4 separate regions of the Mus musculus genome follow, and regions 2, 3 and 4 are each linked to region 1. A link is a loop called in an ENCODE intact Hi-C map of the cell type or tissue named here. Cell type or tissue: gastrocnemius. All regions are shown on one strand. Region 1 overlaps Hmgb1 (high mobility group box 1). Region 2 holds the start of Katnal1 (katanin p60 subunit A-like 1). Region 3 overlaps Katnal1 (katanin p60 subunit A-like 1). Region 4 holds the start of 2310047D07Rik (a long non-coding RNA gene).

Region 1 (2,500 bases):
CCCCAAAGGGGAGACCAAAAAGAAGTTCAAGGACCCCAATGCACCCAAGAGGCCTCCGTGAGTATGAGCTTATGAGCTTTTATTTTGAGTTGTTTAGAGTAGGTAGGAATTGATTGAGCCACGTCGAGTGCCTAGTGTTTGGTTTCTTAGCTGAGAATGGCTTGGGTCGTGTATTTGAGGGGTCAATGTAACTTAAGATAGGTGGTATTATTAGTGAAGGCATTTGAACTGAGAAACTCACTCCTTTGCACAGTATATCACTACGATTTTTGGTTCTTTTTGTATCTTTAGAAATTGCTCAAAACTAATTTAGAATGTTTTGCATCTGTATATATGTCTGAATGTTTACACCCTACCCATACTATGGTATGAATTACTTAAACACTGCAGAGCAGTACAGAGTTGAGTGTTTAGTTTGTTAAAATCCTAAAAGTACATTTCTGGTTTTAGTTCGGCCTTCTTCTTGTTCTGTTCTGAGTACCGCCCCAAAATCAAAGGCGAGCATCCTGGCTTATCCATTGGTGATGTTGCAAAGAAACTAGGAGAGATGTGGAACAACACTGCAGCAGATGACAAGCAGCCCTATGAGAAGAAAGCTGCCAAGCTGAAGGAGAAGTATGAGAAGGTAAGGAGGATGACAGGATACCCAGTGTTAGGGGATTATACTTGATAACTCGTCTTATTTCCTCTTTGTTTGCAGGCTTCGTTGTTTTCATACAGGAACGGCCAATAGTGTGTTCAGTTTTCCTATAATCTGATTTGAGCTAAGGCCTTTAAGCTGTTTTAGTTGTATTTCTTAGTATGTATCCAAATTTGGGGGAAATTTGTAGCTACTTTTGGTGAGAATGGTTTCTAAATGGTTATGTGCATACACTACAAAAATAGATTGGGCAAAGTAACTGTACTGCCTATGTGCAAATTATTATATGTTCACTTTGGATTAAAATAAAATTGCTTAAACTTTAAGCTTGCCAAGGTAACTGTCATTAGAATGGAGGAAAATTGTAATTCGTATACATAAATTAAAATACCTAAAAGCTAATTTTTGTTGAGGTAATTTTTTCTGAAAATGTCTATTTTTTTAGATACACACCCCCAACCTCCCCCCAGTTTTCTTCTGTGGATTAAACTCTGGCTGTGAACCTGTAGAATGCTGTTTTGTGTTCAGAAGGTGGCAGTATTACTCTTTGATCAGTCTGCCTTCTAGTCCTCATAAACTAGAATTAGGATGTGGTATATAATTGCACTTCAGTGAGGCATAACAACACAAATATTAGTCTGACATTTCATGAGTTGTAGATTGCAAATTGTTCATTTTTATGTTGCCTTTTCCCTTGGTCTAATTATTTGGGAAGGTACAATGGGCCTGTGTGTTGTGGAGACTTTGTGAAGTTTTATTTTTTGTCTTTGTTTCATTCTCCTCTCCTTGTTTTGGAAGGATATTGCTGCCTACAGAGCTAAAGGAAAACCTGATGCAGCGAAAAAGGGGGTGGTCAAGGCTGAAAAGAGCAAGAAAAAGAAGGAAGAGGAAGATGATGAGGAGGATGAAGAGGATGAGGAAGAGGAGGAAGAAGAGGAAGACGAAGATGAAGAAGAAGATGATGATGATGAATAAGTTGGTTCTAGCGCAGTTTTTTTTTCTTGTCTATAAAGCATTTAACCCCCCTGTACACAACTCACTCCTTTTAAAGAAAAAAATTGAAATGTAAGGCTGTGTAAGATTTGTTTTTAAACTGTACAGTGTCTTTTTTTGTATAGTTAACACACTACCGAATGTGTCTTTAGATAGCCCTGTCCTGGTGGTATTTTCAATAGCCACTAACCTTGCCTGGTACAGTCTGGGGGTTGTAAATTGGCATGGAAATTTAAAGCAGGTTCTTGTTGGTGCACAGCACAAATTAGTTATATATGGGGACAGTAGTTTGGTTTTTTGTTTTTTTTTTTTTTTCTTTTGGTTTTCTTTTTGGGTTTTATTTTTTTCATCTTCAGTTGTCTCTGATGCAGCTTATACGAAGATAATTGTTGTTCTGTTAACTGAATACCACTCTGTAATTGCAAAAAAAAAATTGCGGCTGTTTTGTTGACATTCTGAATGCTTCTAAGTAAATACAATTTTTTTTATTAGTATTGTTGTCCTTTTCATAGGTCTGAAAGTTTTCTTCTCAAGGGGAAGCTAGTCTTTTGCTTTGCCCATTTTGGGTCACATGGATTATTAGTGTGTTATCTTTCATCTAGTTAGCTGGAAGAGAGCTTTTGTCCACATGCCCTGCCATTGTGGTAGGGTAACATTTTCATCCATAGTTGAAGAATCTCCTAAATCGTGATAGTTGGATAAGAGATATTATATAACCTACTTGGCAAAGCAAGGAGTGATCAATACTGTCACACCGTGGGACTATTAGGATCAAGCAATCTGAACGTCTGTCCTTGAAGGACTGATAGAAAAGTACCTTCTAATCCTTACACGAGGACTCTCCTTTAACCGCCATTACTGTGTAAT
Region 2 (2,500 bases), 120 kb after region 1:
AATATTTTGACCTTTTTTTTTTTTTTTTTTTTTTTTTTTTTTTGGTTTTTCGAGACAGGGTTTCTCTGTATAGCCCTGGCTGTCCTGGAACTCACTTTGTAGACCAGGCTGGCCTCGAACTCAGAGATCCACCTGCCTCTGCCTCCCGAGTGCTGGGATTAAAGGCATGCGCCACCACGCCCGGCTTATATTTTGACTTTTATCACGATTGGATTAACTAGTATCTGAAAGCTACCGTGTGAGGTGCCAGACTTTTATTCTGTTTTATCATAAAAGTTTCTCTCAGGAACAGAGATAGTTCCATTTTGCAGACTAAAACGTTCAGAGCAGGTAGGTAAGGTGCCTCGGGTCATCGGCTACCAACCAGTTAGCCAAGGAGCTGTGTTAGAAGGCCAGGTTGTTAATCCAGGCCCATAGTACACTGAAGAGTGCACAAACCTCTGCATAAGACCCATTATAGCTTCGAATTCAATAGGTGGGGAGCAGTGCCATTTACGAGTTCCAGAGTCCAGAATCCTCCTGTAGGCTGTGTGCACACGCTATCTAAGCAATGGCTCGTTCTCACTCCACTCCCTGGAGGATGGCGGGAGGGGGCTGCGAGCAGCCTCCAATCCACAGAGCTGGCTCAGCAAGGTCGCCTCCTTAGAAGCCGCTCTCTGTCGCTGCACACGTCCCGCCCCGATGCCGGCCGGTGCAGCACGCCCCACCTAGGGTCTCGGGTTCCTCATCCTGTGGGGTGAGGGCTCCGTGTTCGCCACACTCGCCTCTGAGCATCCTTCCCTACTGCCCCCTTTCCCAACGCTGACTCAGCCCCACGCCCTCTCCGCAGCACTGCCGCAGCTGCCATGGCAACCGTGAGCCACCGCCTCTTCGCGCCGGCCGCGAACTAACGGACTCCGGGCGGGCGGCGGCTAACGGCGCCCCGCCTCGCCCCTCCCCGTTCCTTGACAGCCCTGACCTGCAGGATCTAAGTGGTGAGCCCGAGGGGCCGGGCTTGACAGGGAGAGCCGGGTTGCGGAGCCCAGGCGGGCAGCCCCAGTCCGCAAGACCTCGGCCGCCGGCAACAGGCCGCTCCCCCGGAGGAGAAGCGGGAGAGCCACGCAGAATGTAGCACCAGTCGCAGGGTATCATGGGTCTTGTAGTTCGGTGGCTCATCAGGCTCGCCGCCTTGGCTGGGTGATTCGGGCCGAGAACTACAAAGCCCAGCGGTCCGGAGCGCGGCGACAGACTGATAAATTGGGAGCTACTCAGATGGTGTTAAAGTGACTCTTTGTCTGCAGGGGGCTCCGGGGTGGTCGCTGGATTGGGCGCTGTGCGTCGGGCGGGGGTAGCGCAGGTGAGCCTCATTGCTGCGCTCCAGCCCCGCAGCCTCTGCACTCGCGGCCCCGCTCCATCGCCACCGCGCGGGGCCTGGGCCTCCTAGGGTGCTGCCTCTTGGTGCAGAACCGTATGTATGGCGCAAGGTCGATGCGAGACCCGACAAAGCCTTCACTAAAAGGCCTTTGCCTTTCCCTGTGAATCTCTAGGTATTTCTGCTTATTTTTCAAGTACCTCAGAGCTTTTGGCATATAAAATCCATTCATTAGCGTGTGTTCAGAGGACAGTAATATTTAAAAGGACAAGTGTGAAAGCTGATGAAGGATATTACTGTTATTTGGTGATGTCTGAATACATATACATATATATATGTTGCATGTTAGCTATTGAGGTTGAATGTCATGGAGTAATTAATGCCCCCTTCCGGCTCCACTCTTCACTTACTACCTAAATGTTGCCCACACATATTTTGGTTCTTTGAAGACTAGTTAAACTTTCAATGGCTAGTTAATTTTTGCCTTTTTCTGGAGAGTGTCTTTAGCATTTGTTTCTTTTTTCCCCAAGCACTTCCTAGAACGCACACACGAAGCTGATGGGTCTGGAGTATTTTGGGGAGGTCATAAATAACGAACTTGGTTTTATTGACTGATGAGATTTCTTAGTGGGTTTTGATGTGCTGCGATCTCACACACTTGTCTATTTCATTAAGCTTTGTTTGGTCTTTCACTCCCTTGGAAGTTTCTGTTGCTAGCTCTCCTTCATTTCTGACTTTCTCCTCTAGCCAACTTTACTAGAAATGTATTTTATTGAACTTTCTGAACAATCTCCTTTTGACTACACTGAAGTGTTCTGTATTCTGTTTCTATTTTTTAAAAATACCTGATTGATTTATGCACATTTTTCTTTGTTTTAGAGACCAGGCTTCACTGTGTAGTTTTGGCTAGCTAGAACTCACTGTGTAAACCAGGCTGTCCTGGAGCTCACCTGTCTGTCTCAGGATGCTGATATTAAGCATGGCTCAGGATGATTTCCTCTTTTTATTATGTGTAGTGAGAATTTTGGTGTTTTTTTTAAACATGGAATTTACATAGAAATATAAAAATTGTTTTTGTTTTAATCCCAGGTTTGGGATATTGGGCTGCTTCAGATTGTCCACAGCGGTTGACTGCGATTTGCCTCATGC
Region 3 (2,500 bases), 140 kb after region 1:
ATGCTCTGCTGTGAAACCTGGGCTGGTCTCAAACTCATGCTCTGCCTGTGGCAGTTTCTCCAGGTCTGAGATTCAAGCAGGTACCACGTGTGCACAGCTAGATGGGAATGGCAGGGAGTGACAGACTGGGTTCAGGATGGAGAGAGTGGTCTACAGTTGGTTCATCTGGTCCCACTGACAAGGGGAGCAGAGGCGCGTGGTTGGGGAAGCCCAGGCGTCTCCATTAGTTATTTACAGAGAGTGGCCAAATGCCTGTGCTACCAGGAGGGCTGTGCTGGCTGCCATGGTGGAAAGACAACGCTTGGGTGAGAAGCATTGCCTAAGGCCAGTGCCCTTCAGGTCTCAGTGCTGTTGTGGTGATGCTGATGCTATGGAGCTGATGCTGATGCTGTGGAGCTGATGCCGTGGTGTAGACAGAAAGCTCAGTTGGAGCAGGGTGGCAAGCGCAGAGGGCCAGCTTCTAGTGCAGGTACTGCTGTCAGTTCACAGGAAGGTGAGAGTCCAGATGTCAGAAGGGGGAGAGCATCCTGTTGGGCTTTGTTCTGGGTTTTTGAGGTTTCATTTTTTTTTAGGTAAGCTCTCTGTAGGAAACGTCTGTCTCCTGCTACAAAATATTTGAATCTTGGAAATCTAGGTATTTATTACTGCGTGTGCCCAAAATCTTTTAAGATTTATTTTTGTGTTATGTGTGTAAATGCTTTACCTTCTTATATGTCTATACACCAGTGACCAGAAAAGGCGTCAGATCCCTGGGAACTGGAGTTACAGATGGTTGTGAGCTGCCATGTGTGTGCTGGGAACTGAACCAGGGTCTTCTGCAAGAGTGACAGTGCTCTTAACCACTGAGCCGCCTCTCCAGCCCCCTAAGTTTGGCTATTTCTATGTTTTAGAAAAGGCAGCTGAAAATAGGCATTCTAATTCATTAGAGACAGAAGCAGGAGAACTGCAAGCGATGCAGAGTGAAGCCGGAGTACATGCACTTCCACACTTGCATGAAAGCTCTCTGCCTCTCTGCTTTCCCTGGTGGTTGCTGTCTGCTGCTGAGTGCCACCTATGGGCAGGCATTCTCCTCAGCTCCTAGGAATCCTGGATTCCCAGTCCCCGCAGCGTTGAGTTGAACTTTTGGCTACACTGAGCAACTCACTCATGTGATAACGCCTCCCACAGCTGCTGGCTTCCCTCCTCACCTTTGTGACACTTGCTGTTGGCTGTCTCAGTTGGAACTCTCCTCCCTCTCTTCTGACTTCGCTGGCCTTTACAAGGCTCCATGTCCTTCTCTTCCTTCTGTGACTGTGGCCTCTTCTCTTGCGTCCTCCTCTTGTGTCTAGCCCCAGCCCCCATGCTGCTCCCGATGCACTTGAGCTTGACATCACTGGTGCCCACCGGATGCTGACAAGCAAGAAAGGTCTTTGCCATGCAGTGCCTCCTGTTCTGGGAAGTCTGCTGCCTTTGCACAGCAGACCAGTGCCAGCTCTGAGGGCAGAGGGGGTCTCCTCTTAGCTCTGCCCCTCAGGGGCCCCGAGGACAAGTTGCCAACTTCATCTTCCCTCTGTAAATGGAGATCATTGTGGCAGTCACCCCGTGCGGAGGCTGTAAGGGTGAAGTGGCTTAGTGCCTGGAGAGTGTGAAGAGCAGCATGGCCCGGCAGGGGGCCAGGACAGCTGTGCAGCTCCCCACGACTCTCCAGCAGCTCACGACACCCTTCCTTTGTCTTTGCTCAGAGGATTCCAGAAGTCCAGCCTATTCTATCCTTTTGTACAGACTACAGGCATGCCTATTGTTCACCCCCCCCCCCCCCCCCACACACACACATCCACACCCAGACATGCCCCTGGGACTTGATCAAGCTCGACTTGCATCCCCAGCACCAAGAACAATGTGTGGTGCAGAGTAGGTTCCAGAAGTATTTCCTGAAGGGATGTGCGCACACCCCACTCCGAGTCTCTGCCCCTTATTCTCCCTTTCTGCTTTGCTTTCATCCCTGCTGACAAGGATTTGGTGGTTGTCACAGTGACGGTCTGCTAGTGATAAGCTATCAGTTTTTATTTTTAGAATATCCATCTCTTCTGTCGCTCTTTAATGGTAGTTCAGTGTAGACTACCAGGCTGGTATTTATTCACTGTGCCCTGATGACTAGCTAGCTAGTTGCTCTGTGGTTTTGAAAAACGGCATGCTAGTACACTGTCAGTCTTTTTGACCATCAGGGCCAAGATATGTGGCACTGTGCAGCCCTATCAAAACCTCTTTTTAAAGAGGCCCCCTGAGTCTGTTGCTTACACAGCCTAGAAGTTGTCACAGAGTCCCCACAGTGAAGCATGACATCGTGCAGTGATGCGGCAATGGACAAAGAAATACAGAGTGGAACCAGGGTGTCCTCTGGGACGCTGGCAGAGTCTGTTACACATGTAATCTCCAACTGCAGTGAGGTGGAACTGAAGACGTAGAGAGCACACGCATGCTTCCCACAGGCGTGGGGCTTGCCACAGATCCCACCGACAGC
Region 4 (2,500 bases), 180 kb before region 1:
GAAGTCAGCCACGGAGAGCTGAAGGACCAACAAAGTGTAGCACAGATATGTAGCTAACTAGTACTCAGCATAGAAGAGCCGGAAATCAGGGTTAGCGCTACTGTACGGATACGGATACGTCATCAGGACATCACTGAGACCAGCCAGTCACAAATGGGCAAAGACTGGGTAATTCCACCTAGGGGAGTTACTTAAGAATAATTAAATTAGTAAAGATAGAAGAGAGAATGAGGCTTATTAGAAAAAGAAAGGGGAGGTGGGAGTTGTTTAATAGATGGGAGTATTGGTAACATATAAGTGCACTTAATTCCGTTTGAACCGTAAGCTTTAAAGGGGTTAAAATGGAGCTGGAGCGATGGATAGGTGGTTGAGAGCTCCTCTCTTGCACAGGACCCGCGCTCAGTTCCCAGCACCCGCCTTGAGAGCCTCACAATCGCCTCCAACGCAGGCTCCAGGAGAATGCGACGCCCCGTTTGACCCCGAGGGCGCTGAACTCAGGATACACGCCAACACCCAGATACATGATTAAAATAAGTCTTTGAAATATGGCTCAATTTATACCAAGAGAGTAGCAATAGCTAAGTAGGAAGAGCCAAAGAGAGGAGGAGCAAGAGAAAGGGGGGAGGGCGGGAACGGGGACAGTATTTGGGATGTAAATATATGAAATAATTAATTTTTTTTAAAAGGAGGAAGGGTATGGAAGCTTGAAGAGCGGGACCTGAGGTCTGTGAAGTTGCCCCCTCCTCCCCTCCCGGTCTTTGGGGTGATGGGGGAAGGAGAGGTCTGACAGGGGCTCTGGCAGGTTTATCAAAGAATTATCCTTTCTCCCCCTCCCTTCTCTCTTCCTCCTTCCCTTCCCTTCTGCCCCTCCCTCTCTCTCCCTCCCCCTCCCCCTCTCTCCCTCCCCCTCCCCCTCCTCTGAGTGGGCACAATGCTACCTACCCCAACCCTCCCAAGGCAACCCCAAGTCAGTGAGTTAAATTCAGAAGTCAGGGGAAGGCCTAGACGTCACTGGCTATTTTAAAAGAGCGTTTTAATCGCCATAAATCCGATTCTGCAGTCCCCCTAAGCCATGAGTGCTCGAAGGAGGCTCCAGTCCGCTAAAGGGGTGTGAATTTATTCCCAGGAGGTGACGGGGGAGGGGCGGCGCGGTAGGTTTTTAAACGTATAAAGTATAAAATTCCCATGGCCCACACAGAGATCCACAGTTTATCAACCTCGATAAGCGGGAGGCGACGAGAACACTCAAAGGGGAGGGGCGGTAACAACCTTGAACAAGGGCAGGGCGCCCTGGCTCGGAGCCCACGCAGATTCCCGGAGCCTCACCCGGCGCCGCCCTGCTCTGCGGAGGATTTGCTGGGCTCGGCGGCTCCGCCCCTCCCCGCCCTCGCGCAGTCTCAGCCCGCAGGGCTCAGCAGGGCCTGGCGCCTCCCGGGAGTCCGAGGCGGCGACGCCCATGCTGGCCGCGGCAATGTGTACAAAGCGCACGGCCGCTCAGGCAGCTGTGTCTCTGTGGCGCAATCGGTTAGCGCGTTCGGCTGTTAACCGAAAGGTTGGTGGTTCGAGCCCACCCAGGGACGGCAGCGTTCCTTTTAGCAAAAAACATTTTTAGAAATGTTTTCTGCCATCCTGGGACGCCCAATCTGTTTGATAGCTTTCTAGGGCTCAAGCTACAAGCGGGCCTGCTGCTTCCACTAATTTTCAAGAGGGTACATGTAAGTCTGCTTTTTGAGTTTGGTCCAATTCTGCTCAGGAACAGCTAGGTGTTTTTTGCACTGGAAACCGGCAACCGGGACCACCCAGAAACAGCACCATTTGTGTGGCTCAGAAAAAAAAAATAATAATAACAAAAAATAAAAAATAAAAACAACAGCAACAACAACAAAAAAAAAAAAAACAAAAAACGACCCGCGGACCCTACTAATACAGTCTACTTCCAAATGGATGAGCAACAGATAACATTGTGGGCAGAGAGTTTGGGGACAGCAGGCCACGCTGACTTTAGCTAAGTGGCTCCCAGACTTGGGCAATGGGTTTGAATCTAACTACATTATATTTAATCTTAGACTGCTGTCAATTTCCCCCATCACATTTAACTTTATCAGAAATTGTATAAGTTCGTGTTTAAAAGTTTTAAAAGAGAGCCAGGAGTGGCGGTGATGCCTTTAATCCCAGAACCCAGAAGGCAGTAAGGCAAATAAATCATGGTGAATTCCAGGACAGCCAGGGGTACATAGAGAATTCTTGTCACAGAGGACGTTTTATGTTTTTTTCACAAAAGACTTTCCATAAAGACAGGAAGTTGTGACGTGAGGGTTTTGTGTCTGGGATCTACACCCACTCCTATAGAATACAGAGAACGGGAGTCTACAGAGTGGTTCACAACCTGTGGGTCACGACCCCACTAGGATCGTATATTAGGAATTCTGCATTAAAGATATTAATAATGATTCATAACAGGAGCAAAATGACAACTATGAATGAAATAATTTCATGGTTG

The links. A loop is a pair of places that touch in the nucleus more often than their neighbours do. Peaks named below come from ENCODE experiments on the same cell type or tissue, not always from the same donor. Only the 100,000 strongest peaks of a DNase experiment are listed, where the experiment ranks them.
Region 2: it touches region 1 in a loop (2.7-fold over the local background); 5 of 42 quality-filtered maps call a loop at or near these places.
Region 3: a loop joins it to region 1, with 2.7 times the contacts of the local background. A loop is called at or near these places in 11 of 42 quality-filtered maps.
Region 4: it touches region 1 in a loop (3-fold over the local background); 8 of 42 quality-filtered maps call a loop at or near these places.

What each region holds. Positions count from the first base shown.
Region 1 is chr5:149,047,852-149,050,351 of GRCm38, reverse strand. It overlaps Hmgb1 (high mobility group box 1), which reads left to right. Exons shown (of 5, transcript NM_010439.4): 3 at 1-57; 4 at 451-625; 5 at 1,439-2,500. The coding sequence ends at 1,615. Among named protein-coding and RNA genes, the nearest start is that of Hmgb1, 4.0 kb to the left of the region's middle. In gastrocnemius, a CTCF peak has its summit at 1,167 (motif pointing right); no DNase peak of the experiment used is centred here; H3K4me3 peaks cover 940 bases; H3K27ac peaks cover 1,223 bases.
Region 2 is chr5:148,927,362-148,929,861 of GRCm38, reverse strand. It overlaps Katnal1 (katanin p60 subunit A-like 1), which reads left to right and starts at 1,215. Exons shown (of 11, transcript NM_153572.2): 1 at 1,215-1,336. Gm36446 (a long non-coding RNA gene) reads right to left here and starts at 1,050. Exons shown (of 2, transcript XR_377236.1): 1 at 959-1,050; 2 at 240-729. In gastrocnemius, a CTCF peak has its summit at 1,409; DNase peaks (open chromatin) are centred at 873 and 1,151; H3K4me3 peaks cover 1,958 bases; H3K27ac peaks cover 1,649 bases.
Region 3 is chr5:148,908,276-148,910,775 of GRCm38, reverse strand. The region is part of intron 3 of Katnal1 (katanin p60 subunit A-like 1); the gene reads left to right. Among named protein-coding and RNA genes, the nearest start is that of Katnal1, 19 kb to the left of the region's middle. In gastrocnemius, CTCF peaks have their summits at 1,027 and 1,646; a DNase peak (open chromatin) is centred at 1,534; H3K27ac peaks cover 418 bases.
Region 4 is chr5:149,228,081-149,230,580 of GRCm38, reverse strand. It overlaps 2310047D07Rik (a long non-coding RNA gene), which reads right to left and starts at 1,593. Exons shown (of 2, transcript XR_003956021.1): 1 at 1,270-1,593. It overlaps n-TNgtt14 (a tRNA gene), which reads left to right and starts at 1,507; the gene lies at 1,507-1,580. In gastrocnemius, no CTCF peak of the experiment used is centred here; DNase peaks (open chromatin) are centred at 459, 799 and 1,409; H3K4me3 peaks cover 1,347 bases; H3K27ac peaks cover 1,789 bases.